2 separate regions of the Homo sapiens genome follow, and region 2 is linked to region 1. The links are chromatin loops, found by intact Hi-C in ENCODE. Cell type or tissue: CD4-positive, alpha-beta T cell. All regions are shown on one strand. Links, peaks and the distances in the headings refer to the core of each region. The heading gives the core; the rest is flanking DNA.

Evidence for each region. A loop is a pair of places that touch in the nucleus more often than their neighbours do. Peaks named below come from ENCODE experiments on the same cell type or tissue, not always from the same donor. Only the 100,000 strongest peaks of a DNase experiment are listed, where the experiment ranks them.
Region 2: it touches region 1 in a loop (4-fold over the local background); 7 of 110 quality-filtered maps call a loop at or near these places.

The regions. Positions count from the first base shown.
Region 1 is chr7:157,483,406-157,499,823 of GRCh38, forward strand. It overlaps LOC101927914 (a long non-coding RNA gene), which reads left to right. Exons shown (of 4, transcript NR_110157.1): 3 at 9,928-10,042; 4 at 14,925-16,311. Among named protein-coding and RNA genes, the nearest start is that of MIR153-2, 83 kb to the right of the region's middle. RefSeq lists enhancers at 7,130-7,424, 12,409-12,558 and a silencer at 9,796-9,996. In CD4-positive, alpha-beta T cell, for the core only: no CTCF peak of the experiment used is centred there; a DNase peak (open chromatin) is centred at 7,356.
Region 2 is chr7:157,426,595-157,443,012 of GRCh38, forward strand. No RefSeq gene overlaps it. Among named protein-coding and RNA genes, the nearest start is that of DNAJB6, 98 kb to the left of the region's middle. RefSeq lists silencers at 1,228-1,393, 2,787-2,987 and enhancers at 5,783-6,292, 14,777-15,308. In CD4-positive, alpha-beta T cell, for the core only: a CTCF peak has its summit at 6,537 (motif pointing right); DNase peaks (open chromatin) are centred at 6,226 and 6,517; H3K4me3 peaks cover 542 bases.

The sequences.
Region 1 (16,418 bases), core at 5,418-10,417:
CTCTGATTTCTCTGAACATTCTGCTGATATTTTCCATTAGTTTCCTTCTCCCCGTGGTTTTGTTCCACAGAGCAAATAGTACACTGATCTGTGTCCTGAAGCTCAGGCACCCAGGGATCTCCTGGGGTTTGATGCCGGGGCTCTCTGAAGTCCGTGGGCAGGGCTCATGGGCCCCTTGCGGACACCCACTTGGGAACCTCACGGTTCAGATCCAGGGACCTGCTCCCCGGGAGTCCAGCGTCCTTGCAGGGGCCTGCGATGCCTTGTGCGGCCTGGGCCGTGCTGCTTGGCGTCTGCACGCAATGGCGAGGGCTCCCGGCTCCCTGTGCGGAACCCTGTGCAGCCAAGGGGAGGCTCCCGGCCCGGTGTGCAGGTGAGGGGTCTCCCGGCCCCGCGTGCAGGTGAGGGGGCTCCCGGCCCTGCGTGCAGGCGAGGGGTTTTCCCGACCCCGCGTGCGGGTGAGGGGGGGTCCCAGCCCCGTGTACTTTTGCTGGTGGCCCTGGTCATGAGGCTTCTCTCCCTGCCCACAGCTGTCCTTGGGGTCTCGGGGTCCAGGGGTTGGCCCCATCTCTTGCTGTGCTACAGGCCCAGACCCCCCAGGGTAAAGGACTTACTGACCCCTTTTGGGAATTGTCTCAACTCCAGAGACCTGCCCGTTGGGGCCACTCCCTCTGGTCCCGTGACTGTGGGCACACCATGTCCAGGCCCCACCCAGGCAGCTCTGAGGGGTCACCTGACCTCGGGGCTTTCTGCTGGGCTGGCGGGGCCTTCAGTGAGACCCACTGCGGAGGTGCCCATCCCACAGCCAGGGCAGCAGCGCCCTCCTGCTCACCTCCAGCCAAGTTGGCTTCCCAGAGGCTGCAGCCTCACCCGCACCCCAGGCTTTCATCCCTCCCCACGCCCTGCCTTTCGGCCTCAGGCTTCTCCAGCATGGGTGAACTGAAAACACCCACGGAACACCCCTCTAGGTGGGGTGGGTGGCTGGGCGGCCACCTCACTGGTCCTCGACAGCCCACTGCACCCCCACATCCCCACTGCACCCCTTACTGCACCCCTCCTACATCGCCACTGCGCCCCACTTTGACCTCCAGGGCATCCCTTGTGCCCACTGCACCCCTATGCACCTCCGCATCCCCGCAGCACCCATGGCGCTCCTGCTGTGCCTCACTGCACCTCCCGCGGCAGCTCCCTGGGGATCGTCACTGCCACGATGAGTTGCTCAGCTTTCTACCAGCCCGAGCTCTCTTGACCTCCGGCACCTGCTGTCTTCTCCCCATCGGGTTTCTCCCTTGTGGTCACGTTAGTGATGTTTTGGAGCCGTGGACCAGGGCACCACGTTTCACTGAAATTCACCCCAGGTAGCTGAGTGTGGCAGGCTCTGCAAAACACCAGAGCAGCATCGCCCAGCAGAAAGGTGGAGCTCTCTGTCTGTCGCCGCGACGTCTCCAGCGTCCCGATGTTGTGACTTGAGCGCTTGTGAGCTCTGATTGTGGCTGTCGTGTTGGAGATGCAGTCCCCGGACGTGAGACCTGTGCCTGGGGGTGCACAGCTGACCCAGCCCTGCTGGGGTGTAGCCTCCCTCTGAGCAGAAGGGTGGGTTCACCGGGGGCTCTCTGCTGAGTCCACACATGCAGCCAGGCCTCTCCTTCTCCTGTGCAAGTGTGTAGGAAGAGAAGAAGCCGCTGAGGGTCAGCCCGGAGTGTCTTAGCACCTGGGATCATGGCTACTCGAGGGCCGTCCTGTCTCAGGCCGGATTTTAGTGAACGTGCTAAGAAACCATGTTCTGTTGTGTCTTCCCAATGCCTCCTCTGTCGCTCCTGGATGAACAGCCCAGTTCCTATGAGGTCACTCCTATTTCCACTGACTGCCAGTTTGTTCTTTGGGGTTAAGTGGTGGCATCTCCCTTTTTGTTGAGTGTGGGCCGGGTTTTGAAGGCAGGCACGTTCCTCTCCTGCCCCCGGCAGAGGTCTGGAGCAGGCAACATTCACTTCTGCACACATCTGTGGAAACCCAGGTGCTGAGTCCTGTTTTTCCTTTTTGAACCCAGTGTGGGGTGTAGACCCTACGCGGGCACGCCCTTTTGGTAACGAGCCTCTGGCAGGATGCTGTGGTGTCCTGAGATGGGAGGGTTAAAGGAGGCATGAGGTCCTGTGCTGGGATGATGTACTCGGGCAGCTCCACCCAGCGGAAGCCGTGGTGATCTTACTCTCTTAGGGTCTTGATTTCCTTCCCCCCATCAGTGGAGAGTGGCATCAGCCTCCAAGCAGCATGCACAGGAGGACTCAAAGTGGTGGGCGGTGAACAGTGTCCAGAATGCAGCACGTGACCCCCAGATGGACGAGCCCGCTGACCATGGGTGGGCTCAGGGGCCACCACATCACAGACTAGAAAGTGTCTCACATTTTCAGGGGGCAGCAATGTGAAAACACGTCCGTGGAGAAATTTTGCAGATAATACACCTTCAGCAGACAAGAGCTCTTACCATGACTTAAAAGTGTGTGGGTTTGTCTTTTAATTACTAATAAGGTTAATTTTTTCCAAAGCCCTCTGACTCCTCGCCCCTTTAAAATAGTGTGGATGCCGTGGGACCTCCACCCGCCCTCATGGTCAGAGGGAGTTGCAGAGCTGCAGGGGACAGGGTCATTTTTGTGCAGTAACCACGGGTGCAATAACCAGGCTAGAATATGCAGGGATGCAGCTAATTAATGAACCAAATGACAACACCCCTATTAAACCATTGTAATCAGAAGTGAAATCATATCATGCTGTCGTGGAGACAGCTGTCCTTGGAAGAAGTGAGGACAAGCTTCGCCCTCATTCGCTCTTGGGTGTGATTATCCACACTGGGGTCACTCAACAGCATTCTGGGCTGGGGAAACACTGCCTCGGAGTTGGCTGGTCAGCGCATGATGGGTTCCTTTGTGTGGGGCAGGCCTGGTTGTGGCATTTGTTTGGAGGGGTGTGTGTGTGTGTGTGTATGTGTGGTGTCCCCATAAGATTTTTTTGAGACAAGCTGCTGTTTCTCTGCATAAATATAATAGCCTAATTTTAATATTCGCCTGACTGTGCGTCTAAGTCAGCTGGAGAATGTGTCACAGGAGGAAAATACTAATAGGATATGTGCCAATTTGCAGTTTAAGTAAGGCTGCCTCTAATAGGAGTTGAGAGCTTTGTATTAACCCCCAACAATGGAGAGAAGCCGTCTTGGCGGCTGATTACTTAGGCAACCTCCAGATAGATCCACACAGCCCATTGAAATTCCAATCATTTCCACATACTATTCCCACCTATATAATTGTCAACTGGCCCTTATCATTATTTATTATGCAAAATTGAATTTTTTTGAAGCGTGAAGAATGAAGTAATTTCGTATGCAAACAGTTAAACTCTCATGTGTATTCTGATTACGTACGTGTTGATAAATTCACTTATGATGAGTGACAGTGTGAGATTTTGGGGTTGGATCGGTCAATCCGTGGAAGACACTGATGAAAATGACAAACCTCATGCCAGAAGCGTCCCCGGCACATCTCGGGTGGAGTGTGCAAAATGTCAGTGTCTAGCCGCTGTCTATTAATAACTAAATATGATTGTGTGTAATGAGCAGAGATTTTTGTGGTGATTGAAGTAGGATTTTTTTGATCTCCCAGATGTTGCTGCTTAGAAATTCATATTGCTTTTCTCCTGATGATGCCTCCTGACCTTCTCAACCCTCTCCACTGTTAGAGCCCCTGTTATTCCCGCACCGCGTTAAGTTGGGGGGCTGACGTGTCCTCCGCCACTGGGCCGATGTTCTGCCCTTTGTCAAAGTCCCCTTTTCCCGTGTGGCCCAGCACCTCCTTTAGGATGAGGCTGCACTGGTGGGGCTGGGAAGGCTGATCAGGAGGTTTGCAGTGCCAGGTCCAGTCCTCACCCCTGGGGTCAGTTTGGCCTCGGACCAGGCACGAGACACCTGGCCTTTTAGGAGGGGGGAGGTTTGAGGTCAGCAGTGGCCCCAGAGCCTTGGGAGAGGGGCCAGGGGAGGGCCATTCTAGATGCAGCCCAGGGAGCCTGCAGCCCATGGCTACCCACGAAAAGAAGAGAGGTCTAAGAGGGAGCCCGAGTTCCCACGCAGGGGAGATGAAGACCAGGGCGGGCAGGGGCCTGGCCCAGGTTCTGGAGAAGCAAGGGGTGCTTCTCGGATATCACGGTGGATGAGAGTGACCCAGAGTCGTTAACCAGAGTGTCTATGCGGCCGTGACGAGGCGTGGACTCGGCTGTCCCCATCACGTGTTCATGAGCTGAGTCTTTTATCCAACAGATACTTTCACGGAGCATCCAAAAAAGTTCCCATCATGTGCTGAGAGGCAAAGAAGGCTCAGCCGTGTTCCTGCCTTGAGGACTTGAGCCAGAAACGGCATATGGGAGAGCCAGGGACAGCACACGGGAGAGCCGGGGAGGGCACACGGGAGAGCCGGGGAGGGCACACGGGAGAGCCGGGGACGGCACACGGGAGAGCCGGGGAGGGCACACGGGAGAGCCGGGGAGGGCACACGGGAGAGCCGGGGAGGGCACACGGGAGAGCCGGGGAGGGAACACGGGAGAGCCGGGGAGAGCACACGGGAGAGCCGGGGCGGCACACGGGAGAGCAGATGAAGGTAATACATGCAGTGGCCCAGCTCGGGGGTGTGGATTCTGTGTGAAGATTTCCCTAGAGGAGGGGCTGCAGCCCCCGGAATCTGAAGCCAGAGTTTGTATGAACAGCAGCAATTCCCAAGCCCACGTCTCCCAGGCCACGGTTTGAGAAATGGAATCTTCCCCCTATGTTAGGATAGTGCTTCATTCCAAAAAAAAAACCCTTCCTAGGGCCAATTCCCAAGTCTAAGTTATGAGAACAGAAAGTAAAGTCGAGTCCCTTCAACAGTTCTTGGAAAATGCACCGGGAATGCTCAGTGTTTCTGGAGCCAAAGCCTTAATTCAAACAAGCAAGCAAACAAACAAGCCTGACGTTGAACATAAAACACATCAATGAAAACAAAGAAAATAATGCAGAGAGGCACATGACTCAGCTCGCAATCAGCGGCCCCGCGAGGGAGGCAGCCTGTGCACTGGGCACGCCGAAGCCCCTCCGGCGGCGGCTCTTTGTTCCCCGCGTCACCTCACTGCACGCCCCGTCACCAGCGTCGTGCTCCAGCAGCGGCGCTCCTCCAGCCAAAGAGGGAGGCACTGACGAAACCCGTGCAGTCAAATTCTCGCGGCCTGTGGTGGGTTGAATCATGTACTCCTAAAAGATATGTTCATTGGGAGGCCAAGGCAGGAGGATCACTTGAGCCCAGGAGTTCAAGACCAGCCTGGGAAACATAGCGAGACCCCCTTCTCTACCAAAATAAATAAATAATAAATAAATAAATAAATAAATAAATAAGCAAGCTGGGTGTGGTGGCTCGTGCCTGAGGGTGTAGAGAGCACCACTGCACTCTACACTAAAAAAAAAAAAAAAAAAAGGTATAATCAAGGCCTAACCCCCAGTACCTGTGGGTGTGACCTTATTTGGAAATAGGGCCATTACAAGATGTGCTCAGGTGAAGATGAGGTGATACTAGGTTAGGGTGGGCCCTGCCTCAATGACTGGTGTCCTTATTTGAAGGTCACGTGAAGACACAGACCCAGGAGGGTTCTGAGAACACCGGGAGACAATGGAGGCAGAGGCTGGAGCGACACATCTGCGAGCCAGGGGACACCAGGGCTGGCCTGCAGCAGCAGAGGCCGGGAGAGGCAGGAATTACCCTCCCCCAGCGACTCCAGCAGGGACCTGGCCCTCCAGGGGCTTTGGTTTTAGACTTCCAGCCTCCAGAACCGTGAGACAGTAAATTTCTATCATTTTAAGCCATCCAGTTTGTGGCAATTTGTTATGGCCGCCGTGGGAAATTGATACATAGCCCGACTGGGCTGGTTTGGTGGATTTTAACATGCTAAAAGTTTGTATTTAGGGCCAGGCATGGTGGCTCATGCCTGTAATCCCAGCACTTTGGGAGGCCGAGGCGGGCAGATCACGAGGTCAAGAGGTCGAGACCATCCTGGCCAACATGGTGAAACCCCGTCTCTACTAAAAATACAAAAATTAGCTGGGCGTAGTGGCACACACCTGTAGTCCCAGCTACTCGGGAGGCTGAGGCAGGAGAATCGCTTGAACCCAGGAGGCAGAGGTTGCAGAGAGCCAAGATGGTGCCACTGCACCCCAGCCTGGCGACAGAGTGAGATTCCATCTCAAAAAAAAAAAAAGTTTGTATCTAACATTAAAAAACAGCTTTATTGAGATATAAATCTTGTGCATGCAATTCACACATTTAAAATGTATAATTAGGCCTGGCATGGTGGCTCACGCCTGTAATCTCAGCATTTTGGGAGGCTGAGGCAGGCAGATCACATGAGGTCAGGAGTTTGAGACCAGCCTGGTCAACATGGCAAAACCCAGCTCTACTAAAAATACAAAAATTAGGTGGGTGTGGTGGCAGGTGCCTGTAATACCAGCTACTAGGGAGGCTGAGGCAGGAGAATTGCTTGAACCTGGGAGGTGGAGGCTGCAGTGAGCTGAGATTGCGCCACTGCACTCAACCTGGGCAACAGAGTGAGACTCCATCTCAAAAAAAAGAAAAAAGAAAAGTGTACCATTAGATGGTTTTTAATATGTGGCCCTTCATGTCTGGCATCCTTCAGGTAGCATCATGTTTCCAAGCTTCATCCACGTTGTAGTGTGTGTCATTCCTTTTTATGGTTTGATACTATTCCAGTGTATGAAGCTACCACATTTTATTGATCTGTCTGTCAACGGACATGTGGGTTGTTTCCATATTTTGACTATTATGAGTAATGTTGCTGTTAACATTCATGTTTACATTTTATTTAATTTTTTTTTGAGACAGAGCCTTGCTCTGTTGCCCAGGCTAAAGTGCAGTGGCATGATCTTGGCTCAGTACAACCTCCGCCTCCCAGGTTCAAGCAATTTTCCTGCCTCAGCCTCCTGAGTAGCTGGGATTATAGGCACCCGCCACTGTGCCTGGCAAATTTTTGTATTTTTAGTAGAGAGGGGGTTTCACCATGTTGATCAGGCTGGTCTTGAACTCCTGACCTCGTGATCCACCCGTCTTGCCCTCCCAAAGTGCTGGGATTACAGGCGTGAGTCACCGCGCCTGGCCATGTTTAAATTTTTGTGTGGACATAGGTTTTGCGTTTCTCTGGGTGTGTGCTTAGGAGCTGACATGCTGAGTCATGGTATCTCTATGTTTAATCATTTGAGGAACTGTCAGACTGTTCTCCAAAGCAGCAACACCAGTTTACATTCCCACCAGCAAGGCGTGAGGGTTCTGATTTCTTCACATCCTCACCAATACTTCCTGTTATCTGACTTTTTCGACTCTAGCCATCCTAGTGGGTAGGAAGTGGAAAGTGGTATCTCATTGTGGTTTTGATTTGCATTTCCCTGATGACTAGTGAAGTGGAGCATCTTTGTATGTGCTTATTGGCCATATGAATATCTTTCTTGGAGAAATGTCTATTCAGATTCATTGGCCATTTAAAAAGTTGGATTATTTGTCTCTTTTATTATTGAGTTGTAAGAATTTCTTATGTATTCCAGAAATGAGTCCCTTTTCAGATACAAGATTTGAAAATATTTTATTTCATTCTTTGGGCTGTCTTTTCACTTTCTTAATGATATCCCTTGAAGCATAAAGGTTTTTAATTTTTTTGAAATATTGTGTTTCAGTATTTTCTTTTTTTGCTTTTGCAATTGGTGTCATATCAAAGAATTCTTTGTCAAATCTAAGGTCATGAAGATTCCCCCTGTTTTCTTCTAAGATGTTATAGCTTTAACTTTTACATTTATGTCTTTCATCCATTTTGAGTTAATTTTTTTATATGGTGTGAGGTAAGGGTTCAGTTTTATTTTTTTCTCTTGTTTTATAGGTGGCTCCACTGGAATCCAGTTGTCCCAGCATCATTTGTTGAAAGACTATTCTTTCCCCACTGAGAAGTCTTGACACCCTTGTTGGAAATCAGTTGACCATAGATGGGACAGTTTATTTCTAGACTTTCAGTTCTAATCCATAATGAAGCCAGTACCACACTATTTTGATTACTGTTGCTTTTTAGTAAGTTTTGAAATCAGGAAGTGTGGGTCTTTCAACTCTGTTCTCCTTTTCCAAGATTGTTTTGGCTATTCTGGGTTTCCTGCAATTCCATATGACCTTCAGAATCAGCTTTTTGATTTCTACAAAGACATCAGTTGGGATTCGGAAAGGAATTGTGTTGAATTGGTAGATCATTTTAGGGATCACTGCCGTTGTAACAATGTCAAGTCTTTCAATCCATGAACATGGGATGTCTTTCAATTTATTTAAAACTTCTTTAAAGTTTTTCAACAATGTTTTGTAGGGTTCCAAGTATAAGTTTTACATTTGTTTTGTCATATGTATTCCCAAGTATTTTATTCATTTTGATGCCATTGCAAATGGAATTATTTTCTTTTTATTTTATTTTATTATTATTATACTTTAAGTTTTAGGGTACATGTGCACAATGTGCAGGTTAGTTACATATGTATACATGTGCCATGCTGGTGTGCTGCACCCATTAACTCGTCATTTAGCATTAGGTATATCTCCTAACACTATCCCTCCCGGCTCCCCCCACCCCACAACAGTCCCCAGAGTGTGATGTTCCCCTTCCTGTGTCCATGTGTTCTCATTGTTCAATTCCCACCTATGAGTGAGAATATGCGGTGTTTGGTTTTTTGTTCTTGCGATAGTTTACTAGGAATTATTTTCTTAATTTAGTTTTTGGATCACTCATTGCAAGTATATAGCAATAAAATTGGTTTTTACAATATCCATCTTGTATTATGCTATATTTCCAAACTCATTTGCTAGTTCTAATAGTTTTTAAGTGAATTCCTTAGGATTTTCTGTATATAGGACCATGTTATTTGCAAACATAGATAGTTTTACGTCTTCCTTTTCAAACCGAATGCCTTTTCTTTTTCTTGCCTAATTGCCCCGGAAACTCCAATACATTGGTGAACAGCAAGGTGAGAGTGGACATATCTGTCTTTTTTTGTGACCTTTGTGGGGAAGTATTCAGTATTTCACCATGAAGTATAATTTTAGCTGTGGGTTTTCCATAGATGCCCTTTCTCTGGTTGAGAACTTCCTATTAGTAGTTTGTTGAGCATTTCTATCATGGAATGAGGTTAGGATTTTGTCAGATGCTTTTTTTCTGCATGTATTGAGATGATCATGTGATTTTTGTTCTGTTGATATGAGGTATTACCTTAATTGATTTTAAAATGCTCAACCAATCTTGTATTCCTAAGATAAATCCCACTTGGTCATAGAATGTAATTCTTATTATAGCTGCTAAATTCAATCTGCTAGTATTTTGTTGAGGATTTTTGCATCCATATTAATAAGAGATATTGCTTTGTAGTTTTGTTTTCTTGTGACATCTTTGTCTTGTTTTGGAATTGTATAATACTGGTCTTATTAAATGCTGCACATTCTTTACAAAAAACAAACCCCCAAGCTGTCATTTAATACATTTTTCCAGGGATCAACATAAAATTTGATACTCTTGCAGTTACTAAAATCTCCAGTCCAGAGGAACAGGGGCAGCAGATAGCTGGGAGGTGCCCTTTAAGTGTGTTAAGACAACGATCAGCTGCCCTCAGCACTGATGTCAGCATTGGCATCTCGGGTAGAACCAGTCAGACAGGCAGACACCCGGTGTGGGAGCTTGGGTTCTGCCTGGCACTGAGAGTTCCTAAAGGCTTGTCTTGGGCACACAGTGTGAGGTGCTGTCTTCTCGCTGGTGCTGAAATTCACGTTTCTGCTGTGTCTTTCCTGTGAGGGCCAGTCCCAGACATGCTTCTGGACATTACCATATCCCTTCTAGGAAGATGCTGAACATCTCCAGGGACAAATTGGAGCCTGAAGCCTCAGAGCTACTGATGATGAAGGAAAGAGGCAAACATTCAGGAGCCACAGTGCAAGCTGAGGACAAGAGAAAGGCAAGTGGGGCCAGGCCACACACACCTTGTTCCCACCTTTGGGCTTTTTATCTTCTTCTTCTTCCGTTTGTGCCGTCTGTAAACCAGGGAGGAGAACGTCTCCTAGAGGGAGGGAGGAGGCAGACACCACAGACAGAAGTGGTCTCCATTTCCTCCTCGAGGGCCATTCCTGCGGGAAGCAGTCAAAGCTGGGGGTGCCAACGACAGCCACTTAGTGGGAAAGAGCCCAGGGAAGCTTTCTGCCTCTGAAAAAAAAAATAGAATTATAGACTGTTCTAGAACAAGGCATTTATGCCAGAATTCCATCTCAGTGACATTGTCATTCACAGAGTTGCTTGAGCCCAAATATTAAGAATCATCCTTGACTCCTCTCCTTTCTTCCCTCTCCCACATCCAAACCACACCTTTGCTTGCCAAATCAGCAGTAGCTGCTGCCTGCTTCATGCCCAGAGCTGCTCAGAGCATGATCTCTTTTCAGCATCTTGACTACTCCCTCCCCAGCCCAGGCCCCCTATGCTCCAGGAACTGTCTCTCATCCACATCTCAGACCTCACACTCGCGGGCTCCTTGACTGGGAAGGTGTTCCTGTCTCCACAGCCAGTCCTCCCCGAATCCCTCCATCTCAGAGAGGCCTTCTCTGCCCCCTGCACCCCTGTATCATCCTGCTTCATTTTTCTCCATTGCCTTTTCACAATGTGACCTTATACATGACCCGTTTTCTCTCCTCTATACTATGATGGGATGTGGGTAGGAATTTTGTTCATCCTGATCATAACTGGCGTATCCCCATCATTTATAAAAGAGTCTTGCATATTCCAATAGGCAATTGCTGAATGAATGGATTAATAATACTAGAAGGAAAAACTGTTGACAAGGGCACTGTCTTAGTCCATTTGCGTTGCTATGAAGGAACACCTGAGGCTGGGAAACTTACACAGAAAAGAGGTTTATGTGGCTCATGGTTCTGCAGACTGTACAGGAAGCATGGTGCCAGCACTGGCTTCTGATGAGGGCCTTGGGAAGCTTCACTCTTGGCAGAAGGTGAAGGGGAGCCTGCGTGTGCAGAGTTCTCATGGTGAGAGGGAAGCAAGAGTCAGGGAGGCACCAGGTTTCTTTAATAAACAGGTTTCACAGGGACGACTAGAGTGAGACTCACTGACTCGTTACCACGAGGGCCAGGCCAGCACCGAGCCATGCATGAGGTATCTGTCCCCATGACCCAAACACCTCCCACCAGGCCCCACCTCCAGCACTGGGATTCAGTTTCAACACGAGGCTTGGAGGGCCAAATACCCAGACCACAGCAGCCACCTGAGCCTGTCCACTCATGCAGCTCCCGCACGGCTGGCATGTTGGGGCATGGCCTTGCCTAAGTGGTCCTGTCTGCCTCCCACCTCCGAAGAGCGGCCTGATAAGGCCTGGGGGCTGTGGCACTGAATCCCTAGCCCATCACTCTTGGGGAGTTTCTTTAAGAGGCATCACTGAGAAGGGCATTTGCCTAGGCCAAATGGCTTCACTCGGCCCTCTCCTATGAAACAGACAATCGGAGCTCCAGAGCTCCAGAGCTGGGAGGGGCTTTGGCCACATCCACCTCTTCATTTTAATGCTGACCAATCTGAGTCCCGGGGCTGGAAACTGACCTGCCAGGACAGACTGCTGGTGGGAGGTAGAGCATGCCCCCTCAGCATCCCCTGGTGGGTTGGATGGATTTTCTTAAATACTATGGAGAAACTGAAAGTCTAGGATGGAATATCTCCTTTGGAAAATGTTATTGGGGTTAGCATTGGGGAGATGATAAGATGAGATAAATACAACTTGCATTTTCAGCAGCTCTTTTCCAAAGAATGAGTAAAAGGTTTCTTGACCACCATCCTCCTCTGATCATACAGAAAACAGTGGGTGGCTTTTGCTCATATCAAAACCACCTGTGATTGATGAGCAAAATTCGGGCTTCCTCAGAAAGTCAAGGGTGAAGTTGGATGTAGAAACTCACGACCTTCATGGAACTGAATCCATTCCCAGCACTTAGAGTTGAATAAATAGTTGTTGATTGAGTGGATAAATTTATAATTTTAAGCTTCTGGCTCTCTTAGCTAATCCAGGAGTCCGGGGAAATCAGTCTCTGTGAAGTTTTGATCAAAGAGGCCTTAGATCCCTCCGGAACAAGGATGGATAGAAATAATAATAATTTTAAAGGTGGGCCACCAGTGCCGGGGAAGGACGGGAAGTGCTGTTTCCCACATTCAGCAGGCACCCGACCACTGCCTGCTACGGGCATGGCTGCGGGAGGCCAAGTGGGACGAGAAGCGAATCCCTGCCGTAAAACTGTTCCCAGCCGAGTGGAGGAGAGAGGGTGTGAACACACTCTCAGGACGCTGTGCTGTGACTGGGGTTTTAGTGCAGCAGATTGAGAAAGGGAAAAAACGTGGCAGGTGGGAAACCCCCTGGGTAAGTCCAAGAATCTCCAGCCACACAAGCGTAGCCTCTTACATTTATGTATTTATGTATTTATTTATTTATCTGAGATGGAGTCTTGCTCTGTTGCCCAGGCTGGAGTGCAGTGGCGTGATCTCAGTTCAATGCAACCTCCGCCTCCCGGGTTCAAGCGATTCTCCTGCCTCAGCTTCCCAAGTAGCTGGGATTACAGGTGCACCACCATGCCCAGCTGATTCTGTGTTTTTAGTAGAGACAGGGTTTCACTATGTTGGTCAGGCTGGTCTCCAACTCCTGACCTCAAGTGATCCACCTGCCTTGGCCTCCCAAAGTGCTGGGATTACAGGCGTGAGCCATCGTGCCTGGCCAACCCCTTACATTTATATCACACTTTTTCTAGGGGCTTCCTTGCACGTTATTTCTAATGCAATAGACAGATGTGTTTGTCCTTCTCACAGTGTAGTTCACTACGTTTTAATGAACTCTTCTTCTTGTATTAAGGCATGGCACGTGCACACCAGAGGGGCTTCCAACAGGGGAAGGGGGAAGGGGGCGTCTCCTTCCCAGCCCAGGCGTTCATACATCTTCCTAGGACTCAGCCACTGTCACTGGGAACTTGTTTGTCCTTCCCAAAGCCAAGCATGTGCACTGAGGCAGAACTGTGAACTTACAGGATGGGTGAAATAGACAACACACGCGATCGACAACCCTCCCCGCTGTATGAGTGACGGCAGTGCTTATTGGCAGTGAAAGAATTCAGCCCTTGTCGTCTTTAACCGTATGAAAGTTGAGGAACAGACGTCTCCAGGCCCATTACTACAGGTTCAGGGCAGCCCCAGTCATGGTGAAAAGGTTTAAGGCCTAGGGCATATTGGTCCGTAGCAGGGCAGTTGGGGCAATACCGCGATGCTTGGGGTGGGCCGGGGGCTGCCAAGAGGAGCACCCCCGGCCGTCCAGCCCGCTGGGCACTAGCTCAGGCTCTTGTTTGCCAAGACGTTTCAGTCCCACCACGTTTGATTTATTTCTGTCCCAGTCTCTGTTTAAATCCATTTAACAGCTCCCAGTGGCCTCCAGGAAAAAACTCCAAATCCTTGGCCCGACATCCAAACCCGTCTACACCGGGGTTCAGGCTCCACTTCGGAGCTTGTGGCCCCTGCCCAGCCCGGGGGCAGGTTTGTGAAGCCAAGCTCCTGCCCCTCCCTGCCCACCCTGGAGAGCCCCGAGTTCTCTCCTCCTCCCCGCTCACGGGTGCTGCCCGAGACCCAGCCCTCCCTCTGCTCTCCCTGCACCTTCCCACCAGCGTGGACGTCCCCTTTTCTGGATTCCTGTAGCTTCAGCAATGCGTTTTCTGCCTTCATTTCTAGGACACTTTGGGGTGACTTGCTGTCTGACCTCTGTTTCTGAAGGTTGGGGGGCTGTTTATTTTGCATTTCTGAATATGGAGTAGAGAATTTTGTTCCATGAAGGTATTTACATAATTATTTATTAAAAGAAAAAACCCCTCAGCTGTTTGAAATTTTTTTCTCCCAGAAGGAGCTCTGTTTTAATGGGAATGGGTCTGAAAGTGGATTTAGTTTACAGATGCTCACAGGAGGATGGTGACAGGGAGGCTGTGTCCAACTGTCACCGCAGTGCGGAGGCATGTTTGGCACCTCGGATCACCTCTAGCTGGGGCTGTCCCGCAGCCGCCAGGCCCACACCCTAAAGGATGTGCGCTCTGTGGTTTGAAGGAGATTAAAGGAAACATGGAGAAACCCCCTGCAGACAGAGGCCGGGCCCTGCTGCCACATCTAGACCTTCCTGACGGATGAGGGGTGCCAGCCATATTCTTTTTGCTTTGATGTAGGGGGTATGTGTGTATTTTGGGGGCTGGGGAGGGAGGACTGAGGCGGACCCACTCTTGGCCAGGCCTGAAACCCTCCCATTGGCACCCCTCTTTGAGCTCCGGCTCACCGCATGCGGCCTGGTGCCCATCACCCAGGCTGTGCCAGGGCTGGGGGTGGCACCCGTAAGAGGCGACACTGTCTGTCTCTGGGCCTTGCCACCCACCCCTCCAGCCTGGCATTTTGTGAATGAAAGCAGGGCTTGGTTGGGGCAGGTGTGCCAGCGATGGAGGTGCTGTGTCCGCATGGGGCCTCATAGCTCAGGGCTTATTAGGAGCATCGATCATCTGCGGTGCCATTTCCAAACTCCCTCTCCCTCACTCAACTCGCTAAACCTCATTCTTTCCCACACCCAGGTGCTCGGGTGAGAAATGGAGTGTTAATGAGTGTTGGCTTGCTGGCCACGGGCTGGGAGGGGGTTTCCCCCTCACTCCTGACCCCGCATGACCCTTGCCCCCTGACCCCGCACAACCCTCATCCACTCAACAAGCTGCTGCATCTCCCTTTGACCCTGACCCGGTTTTTGGTGGCCCGAGAGTGGACCACGTCCATCCTCCCACCCTCAGAGTCCTGGCTTCTGGGGGGCGTAAAAGCCAGAGGAGCCGAGGCCCCGGCCCACGCTCGGAAACACTCTCAGCCTGGAGACATCGGCTGCAGCTCCCCGCACGCCCTGTCCCCTCCCGCTCTGCATTAATCTTGCACTGACACCCTCTTTATGCTGTTGGAAAAATCGAAATGCCAGGAGGCGGGAGGCAGGGAGAATCCCTCATCAGCAACGTTTATGGTATTGACTTGCATCTCATTGACTGTGTCAACAAGCGCTTGGCGTCTACATGTGGGAACAGCCTATAAAACTAGGAAAGCTAAGCGGCCATTGAAAACCCATCACTTCGGATCCACCAGCCACATAACCCTGGACAGGAAGATGAAAAGTACCTTCTTCCCAGCGCTCAGCCTCCAGCTCTGGGCCTGGTGAAGACGGGCACAAAACAGCAGCAGTGAAACACAAAGTGAATCGAATTAGTCACTACTCAGGCCTGGGGCCTCAGCTGGAAATGACCTTCAGAATTCAACGGAGGAGGCCCTTCGTGGGAGACAAAGAAGGATGGGGCGTCATTGTGGGAGCTTTAACGCTGCACAAAGGACGATCAGGAGGTGGCAATGCATGTGTGACCTGCGCCGGGCAGGGAGGGAGGCTCTCAAGAGGCCTCTGCGCAGGGCGGTGCCCTGTGTGCCTCTGGAAATGAGGCAGAATTTGTGGTGACATCATGCCCAGTCTTCCTGCCAACAAAAGAGTGTATCAGGTTGGAAGTGAGTTTTCCATTTCATAGGAGAGTGGGGGTATGGCAGGAGTCCCTCGGAAATAGTGGAGTTTTGCTCCTGCACAAAAATAAGACCCTGTTCTGAGGACGTGAGTGAGCCGAGCATGTCTGTGCTTCCGTCTGGAGGAGCCGGGAGCCCTGGTTGGCCCAGGTGTCTCGCAGCCTCGTGGCTGGCTCTGTCCACAGGGTCCACGAGCTGGAGGGGCACGGATAAAAATGCTTTTCCCACGACAGAGCGCGTGTGGTGGGCTGACTCCGGTTTATCTGTGAGCACAGAGGTGTGGCCTGCTCACCCCACAGGAGGTGACCCCGCAGAAGGAACACTTCTGCCCTGATCTGCTGTTTGCAGAGGACGAGGGCTGTCATCCTGCTCCTCTGAGGCTGAGGCCTCAGCCAGCAAGGCGGCGGGGTCAAGCGGGGTGTCTGAGCCAGCCACACAGTGCTCACTGGAAGCTTTGGTGCTTTGCTGACCCTGTGACCTGAACAGCCACCCACCTCTCCGAGCCCCAGCATCCTCGTCTGTAAAGTGGGGTGACAGTAGCTGCCTGACATGACTGACAGACTCGTTTGTTAAGCACTGTCACGTGTGGGAGGCGACTTCCTTCTGGGTTGGGGGGGCTTCTCTTATCCCTGGGCACTGTTGGGTCCCTAGGAGAAGCACAGGTGAGCAGAGGAGGGCTCCCCTGGGCTGGTGCGGCCAGCAGTTCTGCAGGGACCTCGCACTGGCTCCTTAATGTG
Region 2 (16,418 bases), core at 3,905-8,904, 58 kb before region 1:
AAGGGGCCCAGGAGCTGTCTTGAGACTCGGCAGCCCCCTCCCAGCTGGTGGCGAGCAGGGACAGGGAGGCCAGGCCGGTCACCTGGAGCAGACGGACACGGCCCAAGGACGCGGCTGGGGAAGGAGGGAGAGCGAGGTGGGGCACCTGGCTGGCAGTGGGGACCAGCCTTCGTCCCTCAGGGTCCATCAAGGGCGGAGCTTCCTGGATGTCGTGGGAAGGATGGTGGCATGGCCTGGACCCCGTAGGGGCAGCACAGGTCCCAGGAGTCTGGTACTGAGCTGGGCAGCCCCCGCCAGAAGCCGAGCTGGGGCACAGTCTTGGAAGCGACTGTGTGGGTTCCCCCTCTGCCTGGCTCCGAGGCCACCCCTTCCCTCCTGTGACTGGACGAGCTCCCAGGGGTCCTCTTGCCTTGCGCTGGCTTCCACGACTGGTGCCTGGCAACCAGGTCGCACAGTGGCAGACGGGGGGCTGGGGTGGCCGTGAGGTCCCTGGGCCCCCGCCACCCTCGTTCCCGGGCCCGGCAGGGACATATCTCCCCGGGGCTCCCACAGTCATGCAGGCAGTCGTCGGGGGTTCACACAGGATGAGGGTGCAGAGCTGGCTAGCGCACTCCAGGGCTCCCTGTGGCTCGCAGGCGCTGGGCCGCCTCACTGTGCCCAGCTTGCTGATGGGGGTCTCCGGGGAACACACCACTTCCCCTGGCCTGCCTCCTCCCTGCAAAAGGGCAAATCTTGCCTTGTGCGGCTTTTATTTGAGTAAATAACTGTGATAATGGAGGATTTTAAGAGGTGTTTTGACCCAGATTCAAACCTGCAGTGGAAAACACATGTTTTTTTTTTAGACAGTCTCTCTCTGTCGCCCAGGCTGGAGTGCAGTTGCGTGATCTCAGCTCACTGCAAACTCCGCCTCCCAGGTTCAAGCTATTCTCATGTCTCAGCCTCCTGAGTAGCTTGGACTACAGGCATGCATCACCATGCCCGACTAATTTTTGTATTTTTAGTAGGACAGGGTTTCGCCATGTTGGCCAGGCTGGTCTTGAATTCCTGACCTCAAGAGATCCACCTGCCTTGGCCTCCTAAAGTGCTGGGATTACAGGTGTGAGCCACCGCGCCCGGCCGGAAAACACACCTTCAAAAAACTGAGTCATCCTTTCCCTCCAGAGAAGCTACCATGTGTGGTGCAGTTTGCTTTGGGGACCCGCCTGGGTGGACCTGTCCCGGATCTCCGTCCGGGTCTGCCTGTGGAGTACCTGGCATCTCTGCCGAGGCCTGGGGTGCCCCTGACTGGCTCCTTGCCAGGGGAGGAGGCCTGGGGGGACCCCCGGGGGCTGCTGAGGTGAGGGGGGCCCAGGACCCGGCTGAGCAGAGTGAGTGGTCAGGGTCCAGCGCGGGCACAGAAGTGTGGGTGTTCACATCAGGGGCTGTGGGAGGGGCGTCCCCAGCAGAGGGAGGAGGGACGAAGGGGCCATCCCAGAACCCTGGGCTCACCACAGGGGGCATGGGGCTGGAGGGACCCTGTGAGGGGAACTGTGAGGGGCCAGCGGCTTTGCTGGGGACTGACCTGCAGTTGAGGAGGGAGGAGGGGCAAAGCATGGTGCCACCCAGGGCAGGACAGGGTCCAGGTGCCCAGCAGCCTCCATGGCACAGGATGGCCTGGGAGCCGCGTGGGAGCCTCGTGGGAGCTGGGATGTGGCGGCTGTGACCCGCATGGAGTCAGGGCCAGGCTCCTGCACCCCTGGGGAGTGGGCGCCCAGCGGGGCTACGGTGCTGGGGTGGGCTATCCCGGGAGGACAGCGTCAGTGGCTGTGGCTGGGAGTGAGGGAGGGGCTGGAAGGGCTCCCTCTCTGCACCTCTGCTGTCTGTGTGAGGTGTCGGCTCTACCAAAGCCCATAGCCTTCTCCTTGGTGAAGGCAGCTGTCACCAGGCGTGTGAGGCAGGGCTGCACCTGCTAGGCCCTCAAAGGTGAGGCTGGGACATCTCGCTGGGGCCTGGTGGCCAGGTCTTCTCCAAGTCCCTTGGGCCAGAGTCTGCTGGGGAGACCTGAACTATTTCTACTGTCCTGGGCCTCAGGGCAGGACGCAATGTGGGGACGCTTCCCTCTCTGCCCATGGGGTCCACCCGGGGAGCCCAGCCTGCGTTTCAGGCTCCCCCAAGTCCCAACGTGGGCCTGGTTCATGTCTCATCAAGAGAGCCTGTGGGCGATCTTACCTCCAGTCCACAGAGGGAAACACCTTGGACCCTGCGGGCGAGGCTGTGCCCCCGGGGACCCCTCTGGAGGGACCTGGATTGCCGGGGCCTGAAGTGGCCACAGCTGGGGCGGGGGGCCAGTTTCCCTGGGTGCTCTCTGCACCTGGGAGGGACATCCCAGGACATCCCCCAGTCTCACTGGGAAATCTGCCCACAGGGATGACAATACCCTGATTGTGAGGCATGCGGGTATCTCGCAGAGTCTTCCAGAGCTCATGGAGTAATTCTGGGGTGCTGATCAAGGTCTAGCTTGTGTGAGAGCCGGGGGCCACAAGGAGGGGCACGGCGCACCCCATAACAACAGCGGAAGTATGGCTGTTGGTGTTGGGACAGGGAGTTCTGTTTGCTGTCAGGGCCCAGAGACGTCCAAACCCTTTGGGAAGGGCTCACAGCTCCCAGGGTCGCCTCAGGCTCACGGAACCACAGGCCCAGTTTCCAGATGACCAACATAAGCTGCCCTTCCTTGGGCTTTTTCTGGGTTCGCTGCCATTGGCCACATAAAGGAAGGGCCAGTGGTTCATTTGAGGACACTGAGCAGGGTGAGCTTCTGAGCGTCTGCGCTCATGGATCCTGCAGCCCAGGCTATTTGGCACGCTGTGGCTGGAGCTTAAATTGTGGCTGACTGAGCCCCGTTCTCAGCTTAGTTAAAACTTCACGCAGCTGCCAGCTCAACAGGCTGCTTATGTGATTATTACAGTGAATTAGACAGGGCAAGGGGAGGACCACATGCTAGAGATGCTCAGCTTGGACCTTCCCAGGATGGATGTGGCTGGCCTGCTGCCAGCTTCCTGGGGGTGCATGGCTGGGCAGAGGCACCATGGGCAGTGGGCCAGGCTTCTCCAGCTCCCAGGACCTCCCCTCGGGGAGGACCGACCCTTAGGGTCCAAGTTTTGGGAGTGGGGGCAACCCCTGTCCCACACAGGGGACGGTGGACCTGCTGGGTAGCTGGGGGAGCTTGTACTGGGTAGAGGAGGCTGACTCAACATGCTCATGTTGTCATGAACCCCTCATGGGACTCCCCCAGAAAATCATATTCCTGTTTGGCCTGGTTACACACAAACAGACCTGGCCTAAGGGCGGTGTGTAAATACAATGTTTGGTTATTTGTTCATTCACCTGTCCATCCATCCATCCATCCATCCATCCATCCATCCATCCACCCATCCATCCATCTGTCCCTCTGTCTGCCCATCAGTTAATCCATCCATCTGCCTGTCCATCTGTCTGTTCATCCATCTGTCCATCCATCCACCCTTTCATCCACCCACCCACTTGTCCACCCATCCATCCATCCATCCATCCATCCATCCATTCATCTATCCATCCACCCACCCATCTATCCGCTGACCCACCCATCCACCCATCCATCCACCCACCCACGCACCCATCCATCCATCCACCCATCCACACATCCATCCACCCATCCATCCACCCACCCACCCATCCATCCATCCACCCACCCACCCACCCACCCATCCATCCATCCATCCATCCATCCATCCATCCACCCACCCATCCATCCACCCACCCACCCACTCATCCATCCACCCACCCACCTGTCCACCCATCCATCCATTCATCCATCCATCCACTCATCTATCCATCCACCCACCCATCCATCCACCCATCCATCCACCGACCCACCCATCCACCCATCCATCCATCCACCCACCCACCCACCCATCCATCCATCCACTCATCCATCCACCCTCCCACCCATCCACCCATCCATCCACCTACCCATCCATCTGTCCATCTGTCTATCCGTTTGTTCATCCATTCGTCCATCCTTCCATCTGTCCATCTGTCTGTCCATCTGTCTATCCATTTGTTCATCCATTCGTCCATCCTTCCATCTGTCCATCTGTCTGCCCATCTGCCTGTCCCTCCCATTCATTCATCTGTGTGTCCATTGCTGGCACGCTGGGGACAGAGAGCTTTATACATTGTCATCCTGCCCTGCAGAGGGGAAAGGCAGAATCAATCACTTCCAACCCACCCTTGTCAACCCCCCACAGGCCAGTGGAGGGGAGGACTACATGCTGAACACGCTCAGCTTGGACCTTCCCAGGATGGAGAGAAGGGTCAGAGAGCTTCCTGAGTGGGTGTCGGTGAGTGGATGTGGGCAGGCTCTCTGGACGAGAGTGGCCAGAGCCCGGGGTGGGCTTGTGGGTTGGAGGTGAATTTGTGGGAGGGAGAATTTTGCATGCAGCAGGAAGAGGTGAAGCAAGCCTGGACGTGAATGGGCGGCTTCTTCCCCACACTTCACCCCTTGTGCTGCCTGTGGAGTGAGCCACGGTGGCCAGTGATGGGCTTGCCCTAGGACCACTGTCCATGCCGAGTGGTGGCAGCCGCGCCCCGGGAGCACCCCCTCCTGCTGTGGTGGAAACGCAGCCAATGGACAGAGAGAGCCGGTCCCTGGAGCTCGGCTGAGTGTGACAGAGCTCCAGCCTGGGGGCAGCGAGGCTGCTGCACGGCCCACGGGACTCTGTCTTGAAGCGAGACCGTTACCATGACTGGCGCCGGGCGCCCACATACTGAGGTGTTTCTGTAGCACAGACACCCTGGGAAGAATGCCTGTCACACTCCCCAGCGGTCACGAGTTTCCCAAGAGAGTCAGATGTGGCCAGCTGCATGCGTCCCACCTTAAACACATGTGCACAAAAGACACTTCCTGGAGTGGGTGCGGGCGCCACCGTCTTGTGGCCACCGGAGACACTGATTCCTTTCCCAAGTCCCTGTGAAGTGTTTGTCTGAGGAGCTGGGTCTGTCAGCCTTTCTCTTCCACCTCTCAGCTCCCTTGGCCTTTGGGGTGAGTCTGCATAGACCTGCCCACCGCGGGACAGAGGCCTTCCCACAAGGACGAGGCAGCTGCTGTGGGACTGCCAACGTCTGTCTTTCTTGCCACACGGAAGGTCACCTGTCACCTGACAAGATTACCTGTCACTGATGGGCCACTTGTCACCTGAGGTCACCTGTCACCTGATGGGATCACCTGTTCCCTTTCAGCCCTCTTTGGCTTCAAGAGGTCGTGGGACCTCAGGTGTGCATCTGCCCTGGAGTGGTTTTGTTGTGGTTGGGGACATAGCTGTGTCCATCGCTTCTTGTCCCTCATCCCCCTGGGACCAGGCCTTGGGGAGCAGACAGCTGTGAACCCCCAGAGCTGTGAGTCAGTGCGAAGTGGGGAGAGAGCAGCCCACAAATCTCCAAAGGACAGACCACCATCCGCTCAGCTCCCAGCGCTCCCTGCGTCTCGGTAGTTCCTGCTACTGGCTGCTCCGTCCTCTCCAGGGCAGGCTGACTTCGTCGTCACCTGTCAGGCACAGCAGACGCCCACGGCAGGTGTGAGGTGAGGAAAGAAAACCGGACCCCACAGCCCTGAGTCCTCCCAGAGGCTGCTGGAGGGACGGGTGCTCTGCAGGGAAGCTCTGATGTCAGCGTTGTCCCAGTTTGCAGGGACAGGTCCTTGGGCCGAGGACCTCACTTTCAGTCAGCCACAGAGGCGTCCCGCAGCCCATCACCCACACGGAGAGTGCGAATGGCCTGGCCCGGCCTGCCTGTCTCATTCTCCTGTACACTCCAGCAACACGGACACCCACACCTTCCAGTCCCCCTGAGATCCCCAAGTCCTGTGCAGGGGAATGGTGGTCTCTGAAGACACGTCCACCTGCTGACCCCTGGAACCCGTGAGCATGCCTGCCCGAGAGGCCGTCTTTGCAGATGTAACAAGTTAAGGCCTGGAGAGGAGATCATCCTGGACTGAGAATGCCAGCAAACCCAACAACAGCCGTCCTTAGAGGAGAAGGGGGAGGGAGACTTGAGACCGGGACGGGGAGGGAGGCCACGTGGAGACGGAGGCAGAGATGGGAGGGGTGTGGCCACAAGCTGGGAGAAGCAGCAGCTTGTGTGCCGGAAGCTGGGAGAGGCAGGAAGGAGTGTCCATCCTGAGCCTCGTGAGGGAGCCGGCCCCGCCCACACCTTCCTCCACTTTGGCTCTGTCCTCCTGCCGGTGTGAGGAGCCCCCAGGCACGCGGGCGCCCCGCTTTAGAAATTCAGTTTAGAAGGTGCACCTGTGCATCAGTACCGAGGCATCCCAACTTATAAAACCCCAAATCAAGTATTTTATGAAAAAATTGCATATGTCTGTGTAGCTTTGTGGGAACGTTTATTTATTCATGTGAGACTCCAAATGCTTCACGCAGAAAAACAGCGACAGAAACACAGGATGCAGGGCAGAGATGGCATTTTACAGGGCAATATTTTCAGCGGCCACAGGAGGGCGCGTCTATAAAAGAAAACAGGACTGTGCGCGAGTGACCCACTCCACTCCCACCCGAGGCACGCACACACGCATGCACACACATGCACACTCACATGCACACACACACACACGCAGTCATCCACCCACATAGGCACACACATGCACAGACACGAAGTCACCCACCCACACATGTACCCTCACACATGCCTGCACACACACATACATGCACACTCACACATGCACACACATGCATGCACACATGCATGCTCATGCATGCACACCCACATGCAGTCATCCATCCACATGTGCGCACATGCACACAATCACATGCACTCACACGCACCCGCACCTGCAGTCACCCACCCACATGTGCACACACCCATGCACACATGCAGTCCCCCACCCACACATGCACACACACATGCCTGCACACACGCACACTCATGCATGCATGCACACACACACGGTCATCCACCCATATATACACACACATGCACATTCACATGCACACTCAGTCACCCACCCACATGTGCACACTGACATGCATACACACGCATGCACACACACATGCAGTCACCCACCCACACATACTCACACATGCCTGCACACGCATACACTCATGCATGCACACACGGTCATCCACCCACATATACACACACATGCACGTTCACATGCACACTCGCATGCACACATGCAGTCACCCACCCACACGTGCACACTCACACACGCATACATAGACATACACACACACGAAGTCACCCACCCACACATGCACCCCCACACCCCCATGGCCACCTAGTGGCGTTAGTCTTATTTTAATTATGTTCAGGTTAATCAAGGCTAAAATCGAGTTGAAGGGTGAGGGGCCTGAGTGCTTACACGGTCCCATCGGTGGAATAAAATAATTAGTTTAAGGCAGAGTGGGGAGTTTTTCTTGTTGAACAGTTAACATCCAGTCTCACAACCTTCTAAATGACATATCAAAAGCTTCGCAAGCACACAATTTTAAATGATAAAATCAGGCTCTACCAAAAGTTCAAGGTCACTTTTTTCCCCCTACACTCCCATGCCAAAAACATTTCTATAGTTTTTACTCAAATAACATTTGACAAATGGTAATTTGCGTTCTTCTGGGCTAATAGAGAGCAATAAAATCTATTGTTAATATTTTCAGCACCTTCTGGCTAAAATAATCCCATAACCCACTGAACCGTGCACCGCCCCCATAAGTGGTGGTACAAGGAAAGGTCAGGGCCACCAAACCTATCGCACAACCGCTGAAGTCAGCCACCCTGGCGGCCGGGGAGCGAATGGGAAGCACTTGACAACACCTGTCTTGGAGTTGCTTTTTGAAGCTTTGGTCAGAACATGCAGTCGTTTCCTTAATCCAGACTTTTGTGATCAGCAGTTTCTCCAAGGCGTGGTTGAACGGCCTCATAAGTAAAGTTGGCTTGGAGAGACCAGAAGACGTGGCTTTCACCCAGACCGATGACCGCTCTGCAGTGCCAAAGGGTGTGGCGTCCCGATTCCAGGGCCCTTTGCTTCCTATCCACTTGTTACCAAAATCAGGTAAAAAATTACCGAGGTAAAGAAGAAATAACATAAAGAGAGAAAACACAAAACTCAAAGCCAAAACTGTCCCAAGCCTTATAATACTTGTGAGCGAAGTCCTCAGCCCCTCCCGTGGTGCCCTCGATTCCCGTTAAAGGGCAGGAGCAGCAGCAGAAGCTGCTGTGAGCTCCAGGTCTCCACCTCATCCCCAACAACCATGCTCCCAAACCAGACAGCAGCAGCTGAAAACCGCAGAGCACCCTGCACTGTTGCCAGCCAATCCAGGAAGATAGATCATGCTGGTACAGACGGGTTTCAGTGCGGATGCAAATGAACTTATGCATGTGACTCTTCTTAGCTTTAAGCCTTTTACCTGAGGGTTTATTGTTGGAGTTATAGCAATGTATGGTGATGATAAAGGGTCTCCAGCATCATTCCGTGTAGTAAAAATGATGCTTCATCCGGGAGGGGAGGACTCCCCAGCATCTTACTCCCCGCCAGGCCTCCCACGCCCACCTGTTGGTATCTGAGGGTGAGGCGTGGAGGTGGCCAGACCATTACAGTTTGCCCGAGCGTCTAGATTTAGGAATTCTGTTGGACTTAGGAGCATCTAGATTGAGGTAAAAAGAGCACAGTCTACAAAGAAACTAATTGTTCCCGCTTTTACGTGCTCCTCAGTTTTAAAATCTTTTAATTTTAATTAAAAATAAGGGCCGGGCATGGTAGCTCACGCCTGTAATCCCAGCACTTTGGGAGGCCGAGGCGGGCGGATCACGAGGTCAGGAGATGAAGACCATCCTGGCGAACATGGTGAAACCCCGTCTCTACTAAAAATACAAAAAATTAGCCGGGCGAGGTGGCGGGCGCCTGTAGTCCCAGCTACTCGGGAGGCTGAGGCAGGAGAATGGCGTGAACCCGGGAGGCGGAGCTTGCAGTGAGTGGAGATCGCGCCACTGCACTCCAGCCTGGGCGACAAAGCGAGACTCCGTCTCAAAAAAAAAAAAAAAGATTAAAAATTAAAAAAAAATTAGCTGCCTTGACAAAGTCTTAGCTAAAGTACCAAGCATCATGGGAGAATATAAATATAAATATCCAGCCAGTCAAATATATTTCATAAGGAATGAGGCGATTGTAGGCTGGGCGCAGTGGCTCACGCCTGTAATTCCAGCACTTTGGGAGGCTGAGGCGGGTGGATCACCTGAGGTCAGGAGTTTGAGACCACCTGGCCAATATGGTGAAACCCTGTCTCTACTAAAAATACAAAAATTAGCCAGGCATGGTGGCACGTGCCTGTAATCCCAGCTACTCAGGAGGCTGAGGCAGGAAAATCGCTTGAACCTGGGAGGTGGAGGTTGCAGTGAGCGGAGATGGCACCATTGTGCTCCATCCTGGGCAGCAAAGCAAGACTCCATCTCAAAAAAAAAAAAAACAAACACACACAGACACACACCAAAAAAAAAAAGAACAAGGCAACCAACTCCATTTCAGATTAAGCGGCTGCCTTAGGTCCCTGGGATTTTGTTTTCATATGTAATCTCTACAGTTTACGTATTTTCGTATGTAACTTCTACGGTCGGACCAGATGGCAGGCCCCGTCCCAACGCCAGCCACTTGCCTGCTATGTGTTTCCTCTGTCGGCCCTACAGATCTGCCAGTGGCATTACAATCTCTTCAGCACAGGTTATATTTATCACAGCCGTTTAGACAGAGTTAGAATTAATTAGGGTATGTCGCAAATGTCAGATCGTTAAATGAAATGGTAAAAAGTAAATTGTGGTTTTTGGCAAGCAAGTATTTCATAAAATAAGATCCCTTGATGAAAAAGTAATTGCTCTAAAATATATACTTTTATTACCACTTTTAGGGACACAGATTAGCAATCTAAGTTTTAAATTTGATATGAATGGCAATGAATTCTATCTGCCACAATACAGCATGGAATTTGATGTCTAAAATATTCCTAAAGGGTGATTGAATAGTCAATTAAAATATAGCATTGCTAAGGGCCTGTGTGTGTGTGTGTCTGTGTGTATTTAATGCAAGTCAGTTGTTCTTTGAATTTTAAAAGTCCTTACACAGAATTTGGTATGATACATAATGGGAGAGACATTGAAAACTGAAGCTATAAAATACAGGAACCTTTGCAAGGAATGATAGAATTGGTGGGAGGTGGCCTGGGATGGTTAGCACTGAGTGGCCCCCCACGGCTCGCTTCCCTTGGTCTCTGGCCATCAGTGGTGACCGGTGATGAAACCGTTACCAACAGTTTCAGAAATTTCCAAACTCAATCCTGTCTCCTTCCTACAGTTGATTCTAACGGCACAGAAATGATTTCTGTTTCCACGAGTTCATGCTGCTCACGTTAAGCGGCTGTGACAGAGCCTGGTGGGGCACTTGCAATTCTTCCTTGTTTTTCAGTTGTTTATGGTTGAAAACACATCTTTTTCAGCATGGAAGGAATTTCTACAGAAGGCAAAAGGAATGTGTGTCCAGAAAAGGATCTAATTTTGAAGAGTCGAGCAAGTAACACTCACATGTTTGATGGCACAAGAGAGTTAACTTAAATAGCTTTAACCTGACTGGGTGAAGTGGCTCATGCCTGTAATTCCAACCTTTGGGAGACCGAGGTGGGTGGATCACTTGAGTTCAGGAGTTCAAGTCTAGCTTGGGCAACATGGCAAAATCTTGTCGCTACAAAAAATACAAAAATTAGCCGGGGGTGGTGGTGCATGCCTGTAATCCCAGCTGCTTGGGAGGCTGAGGTGAAAAAATTGCCTGAGCCCGGGAGGTGGAGGCTGCAGTGAGCTGAGATCATGCCACTGCACTCCAGTCTGGGCAACACAGTGAGAGTCTGCTGCCTCCTCCCCCAGAAAATCTTTAATCTAATCAACAATGAGGCTGGGTTTTCTAAGACGTTGCCTAAAACATGAAGTTCCAAAAATGTTCTGGACGACGATGGGGTGGTGGCTTCTGCCTGAGGGGCTGCACTAGCACAGAAGAGGGGACGGTGTCCGGAGTGTGCACGTGAACCAAGCCAGTGCCTCATGGTCACGGCCCCACAGCTCACTGTGCACACCCACACACAGACATGCATATGCTGTGTGCACATGCATGCATGTCCAGGACCACAGGCTCTTCCTGGGACAGGATCAGGAAGCAACTCTGGCCCCAGGCAGCCCCTAGCACGTTACCCCCACCCAGTTGTCCAGCCTGACTGAGTCTTATTTAACTTTACAGTTTCCTGAGAAAGCCTCTGTCTAGGAAGGTGGCCATGGAGCCCTTTCTCTCATTGTGTCCCGAGTCCTCCTTTGCCCACCACACAGTCTGGCCCCACCTTCCCCTCCCCTCCTCTCCTCTCTTCTCCCCTCCCCATCCTTCCCCTCCTCTCCCCTCTCTTTCCTCCCCTCCTCTCCTCTCTTCTCCCCTCCCCATCCTTCCCCTCCTCTCCCCTCTCCTTTCCTCCCCTCCCCTCCTCATCTTTCCCCTCCCCTCCTCATCTTTCCCCTCCCCTCCTCATCTTTCCCCTCCCCTCCTGAGCCATGCTGGCTTCACAGCTGAGTCACAGCTGTGGGGGGCGGTGGGGGGTGATTCCAGGGAATGGCTGGAGGGAAAGGAGCACGTGTTTTGGACTAGAGGTGATGTGAGAGCCATGTGTCCAGCCCTTGCTGGAGGCCAGTCTGAGCTGGCTCTCGGCCCTGGGCAGGGCATGGCCTTTCCCGGATGGGGTTGTTGTAGGAATCCCACCGGTCTAGTGTTTGGGGTTGAATTTTGTCTCCAAAAAGAAGGGTTGAGTCCAACCCAGGCCCCACAAGGGCCGCCCTGTTTGGGAGGAGGGTCTTTGCAGATGGATTTGGGCTCAGATGAAGTCATCCTGGAGTTGGGGGCCCCAATCACTGCTTCAGGTCCTTGGATGGAGGCCATGTGACAGAGGCAGAGAGTGGAGTGAGGCGTCTGCAGGTGAGGCATGCAGGGAGGGTCGTGAGGTGAGGAGAGGTCCCCAAGAGCCTTCCACACCTTGGAGGGGCATGGCCTCACGGACGCCTTGACCTCAGATGCCGGCTTCCAGAACCATGAGATGCACCCTCTGTTGTTTTAAGCCCCTGGTTTGTTAGAATGGTCCCAGGCCACGCACACTCGTTGAGCGGCTATAGCCAAGCTCCTGCCCTGTCATTGTTGGGGGCCCAGCAGCACGTGGAGCCTGCAGACTTTGGAGCTGGGTTCAGGGCTCATCTCTAAGCCCCAGGTTCAGCAGTGGCTCCTCAGCAGGGGCGAGTGCCCCCGACACAGCACAGACTCCTTGGCCTTAAATATGCAGCTTCATCTCCGTCTCCAGCTGAAATGGTTTGTCACCTTTGCTACTGGGAGATGCTCACGCTGCTGGGACACCATCCCTGTCCCTCCTCAGCCTGTGTCCTAAAGAAAGTGCCCGGTAGCAACCAAAAGCATCGGCACTGAGGACAGTGTTAGGGGCTCCAAGTAGCTAGAGGGACAAGGCCTGCCTTCGGCTTCTCCAGGGAGCACCTCCTTCACTGTCACCTCTAGGGAGCACCGTATTCACCACCACCTCCAGGAAGCACCTCCATCACTATCACCTCCAGAGAGCACCTCCTTCACCATCACCTCCATCACCTCCAGGAGCACCTCCATCACCTCCAGGGAGCACCTCCTTCACCGTCGCCTCCAGGAGCACTTCCATCACCTCCAGGGAGCACCTCCACACCTCCATCACCATCACATCCAGGAGCACCTCCTTCACCATCACCTCCAGGGAGCGCCTCCATCACTGTCACCTCCAGGGAGCACCTCCTTCATCGTCACTTCCAGGAGCATCTCCATGACCTTGAGGGAGCACCTCCTTCACTGTCACCTCCAGGAGCACTTCCATCTCCTCCAGGGAGCACCTCCATCACCTTCACCTCCAGGGAGCACCTCCTTCACCATCACCTCCAGGGAGCACCTCCTTCACTGTCACTTCCAGGAGCACCTCCCTCACCATCACCTCCAGGGAGCACCTCCTTCACCGTCACTTCTAGGAGCACCTCCTTCACCATCACCTCCAGGGAGCATCTCCTTCACCATCACTTCCAGCAGCACCTCCATCACCTCCAGGGAGCACCTCCTTCACTATCACCTCCAGGGGCACCTCCATCACCTCCAGGGAGCACCTCAATCACCATCACCTCCAGAAGCACCCCCGTCACCATCACCTCCAGGGAGCACCTCCTTCACTGTCACCTCCAGGAGCACCTCCTTCACCATCACCTCCAGGAGTACCTCCTTAGCTGTCACCTCCAGGGAGCAGCTCCATCACCGTCACCTCTAGGGAGCACCTCCATCACCTCCAGGGAGCATCTCTTTCATCATCACCTCCAGGAGCACTTCCTTAACCGTCACCTCCAGAGAGCACCTCCATTACCTCCAGGGAACACCTCTTTCATCATCACCTCCAGGAGCACCTTCATCACCATCACTTTCAGGGAGCACCTCTGTTGTTGGAGGGCAGCATCTCTGTCACTGTCCCCTCCCTCCTGGGCTCCAGGTCATGACTGGTCAGCCTCAGTGGGGCTCTAAGGTCTGAGGCCTCTCTGGCATCAACCTCTTAATAAATCTCTCTCTGTGGCCAAAAACGTTCCACGTCATTTCTTCCTCAATGTCACTTTCCTCGCTGAATAACCGATTAATGCGACATGAGAATAATTTACAATAAGATGACTGTATTTGCTGTGAAGCCCAGGTCAGATGTGAGGGGTGTGACCGTCGGATCAGACAGTCCTAGAGCCCGCAGCGTCAGCTGCGCGCCCGCCTGTCCTCCACTGCGGGCTCTGGAGGTAATGGAAGGGTCTGCCGCCAGTGCTGGCGACCGTCTTCCCCAGCCAGAGCCTGCCTGGGCCGCACAGCCGTGGCTTGACTGTCAGCAGCTCCTGAACATGGCACAGTCTGTGCTGGTGGGATTCTTGGTTCTGCTCTGTTTATGACCAACACGAGGTCACACCGAATGCCAGAAAGTTAAAGGAAGGATCCATTTTCTGAAAAAAGGCAGCAGTGTTTCTGTGTGGTGGTGACCCTGGGGCATCACCCCACCCTGATCTCTTGACCCGCGGTGATCTCTTCTGGCTGCAGCATCTCCCTCCCACCGGCTGCAAGACGCAGAAAGACCGCAGGGTCTGAGGGGGGCTCCTGGGTTTCAGTTCCACCTTCCACTTTGCACAACATGATGATGGGGGCAGGGTGACTTAACCTGCTGAACTTCAGACGTCCCATTTACAGGACAGAGATAAAAAAACCCCAAGCACACAGTTCCCCATGCACCTGGCTGGGTTTCAGGTGCCCGGGACAGGTGGGTGGCCCTGCCTACTGGAGCTCCCACTCTGGGCACGCACAGAGCCCAGAAACGGGGTCACCACAAATTGGAACTCAGAGCAGAAAGGCCTTGTCGGGCGGGAGGCAGGCCTGCTGCGAGGCTGTGCACACAGTTCCACTTCCAAAGGCTGAGGAAGCCAGGGTGATATTCAGCAGCCTCGCTAAATGCCCCACGCTCGTTGCATAGATGAAGACATCTGGGCTTTAGAGAGAAGAGCCTGCCAGGCTCACGGGGGTTAGAGGCGGTGGACTCCAGACCCTCCACTGTGGACCGCAGAGTAATGGCCCTGATGACGATCACGTCTCAGCCCCAGAACCTGAGAGCAAGTCGTGTTTCACGGAAGAGGGAATGGAGGCCGCTCCTCAGCCGACCCTGAGAGAGGGACCTGTGGCAGGCTGTTCTGGGCGGCGCCTGACGTAGCGCCTGGGGTGGGCTCTTCCGGGCGGCGCCTGACGTAGCGCCTGTGGTGGGCTGTTCCACGCGGGCGCTTGACGTAGCGTCTGTGGTGGGCTGTTCCACGCGGGCGCCTGACGTAGCGTCTGTGGTGGGCTCTTCCGGGCGGCGCCTGGCGTAGCGTCTGTGGTGGGCTCTTCCGGGCGGCGCCTGACGTAGCGTCTGTGGTGGGCTCTTCCGGGCGGCGCCTGGCGTAGCGTCTGTGGTGGGCTCTTCCGGGCGGCGCCTGACGTAGCGTCTGTGGTGGGCTCTTCCGGTCGGCGCCTGGCGTAGCGTCTGTGGTGGGCTCTTCCGGGCGGCGCCTGGCGTAGCGTCTGTGGTGGGCTGTTCCGGGCGGCGCCTGGCGTAGCGTCTGTGGTGGGCTGTTCCGGGCGGCGCCTGACGTAGCGTCTGTGGTGGGCTGTTCCACGCGGGCGCCTGACGTAGCGTCTGTGGTGGGCTGTTCCACGCGGGCGCCTGACGTAGCGTCTGTGGTGGGCTGTTCCACGCGGGCGCCTGACGTAGCGTCTGTGGTGGGCTGTTCGGGGCGGGCGCCTGATGTAGCGTCTGTGGTGGGCTCTTCCGGGCGGCGCCTGGCGTAGCGTCTGGGGTGGGCTGTTCCACGCGGGCGCCTGACGTAGCGTCTGTGGTGGGCTCTTCTGGGCGGCGCCTGGCATAGCGTCTGGGGTGGGCTCTTCCGGGCGGCGCCTGGCGTAGCGTCTGGGGTGGGCTGTTCCACGCGGGCGTCTGACGTAGCATCTGTGGTGGGCTATTCCACGCGGGCGCCTGGCTTACAGTCTGTGGTGGGCTGTTCGGGGCGGCGCCTGGCGTAGCGTCTGTGGTGGGCTCTTCCGGGCGGCGCCTGGCATAGCGTCTGTGGTGGGCTCTTCCGGTCGGCGCCTGACGTAGCGTCTGTGGTGGGCTCTTCCGGGCGGCGCCTGGCGTAGCGTCTGTGGTGGGCTCTTCCGGTCGGCGCCTGACGTAGCGTCTGTGGTGGGCTCTTTCGGGCGGCGCCTGGCGTAGCGTCTGTGGTGGGCTCTTCTGGTCGGCGCCTGACGTAGCGTCTGTCGTGGGCTGTTCGGGGCGGGTGCCTGATGTAGCGTCTGTGGTGGACTTTCCGGGTGGTGACTGATGTAGTCGCAGGGTCCTCAAAGCCGACGGAAGGAGGCACAGGGAGGGGGAGTCCCAGACGCCGGTGAGAGATTCGGCCACCGCTGCTGGCTCGGGAGGCAGGAGGAGCCCCAAGCTGGGGAAAGGGCAGCTTTGAGAAGTTGAAAAGGGCTGGAAACAGATTCTCCCCGAAGCTTCTGGAAGGACCCAGCCCCGAGACACTGTGACTTCAGCCTGGGGAGCCCTGGGCCAGACCTCCGACCCCTAGAGCTGTAGAGCAGGGTGGTCCCCAACATTTTTGGCATCAACGACCAGTTTGGTGGAAAATTTTTCCACGGATGGAGTTGGCAGAGGGATGGTTCCGGGATGAAACGGCTCCACCTCAGATCATCAGGCATTGGATTTTCATAAGGAGGTGGAACCTGGGTCCCTTGCATTCGCAATTCACAATGGGGT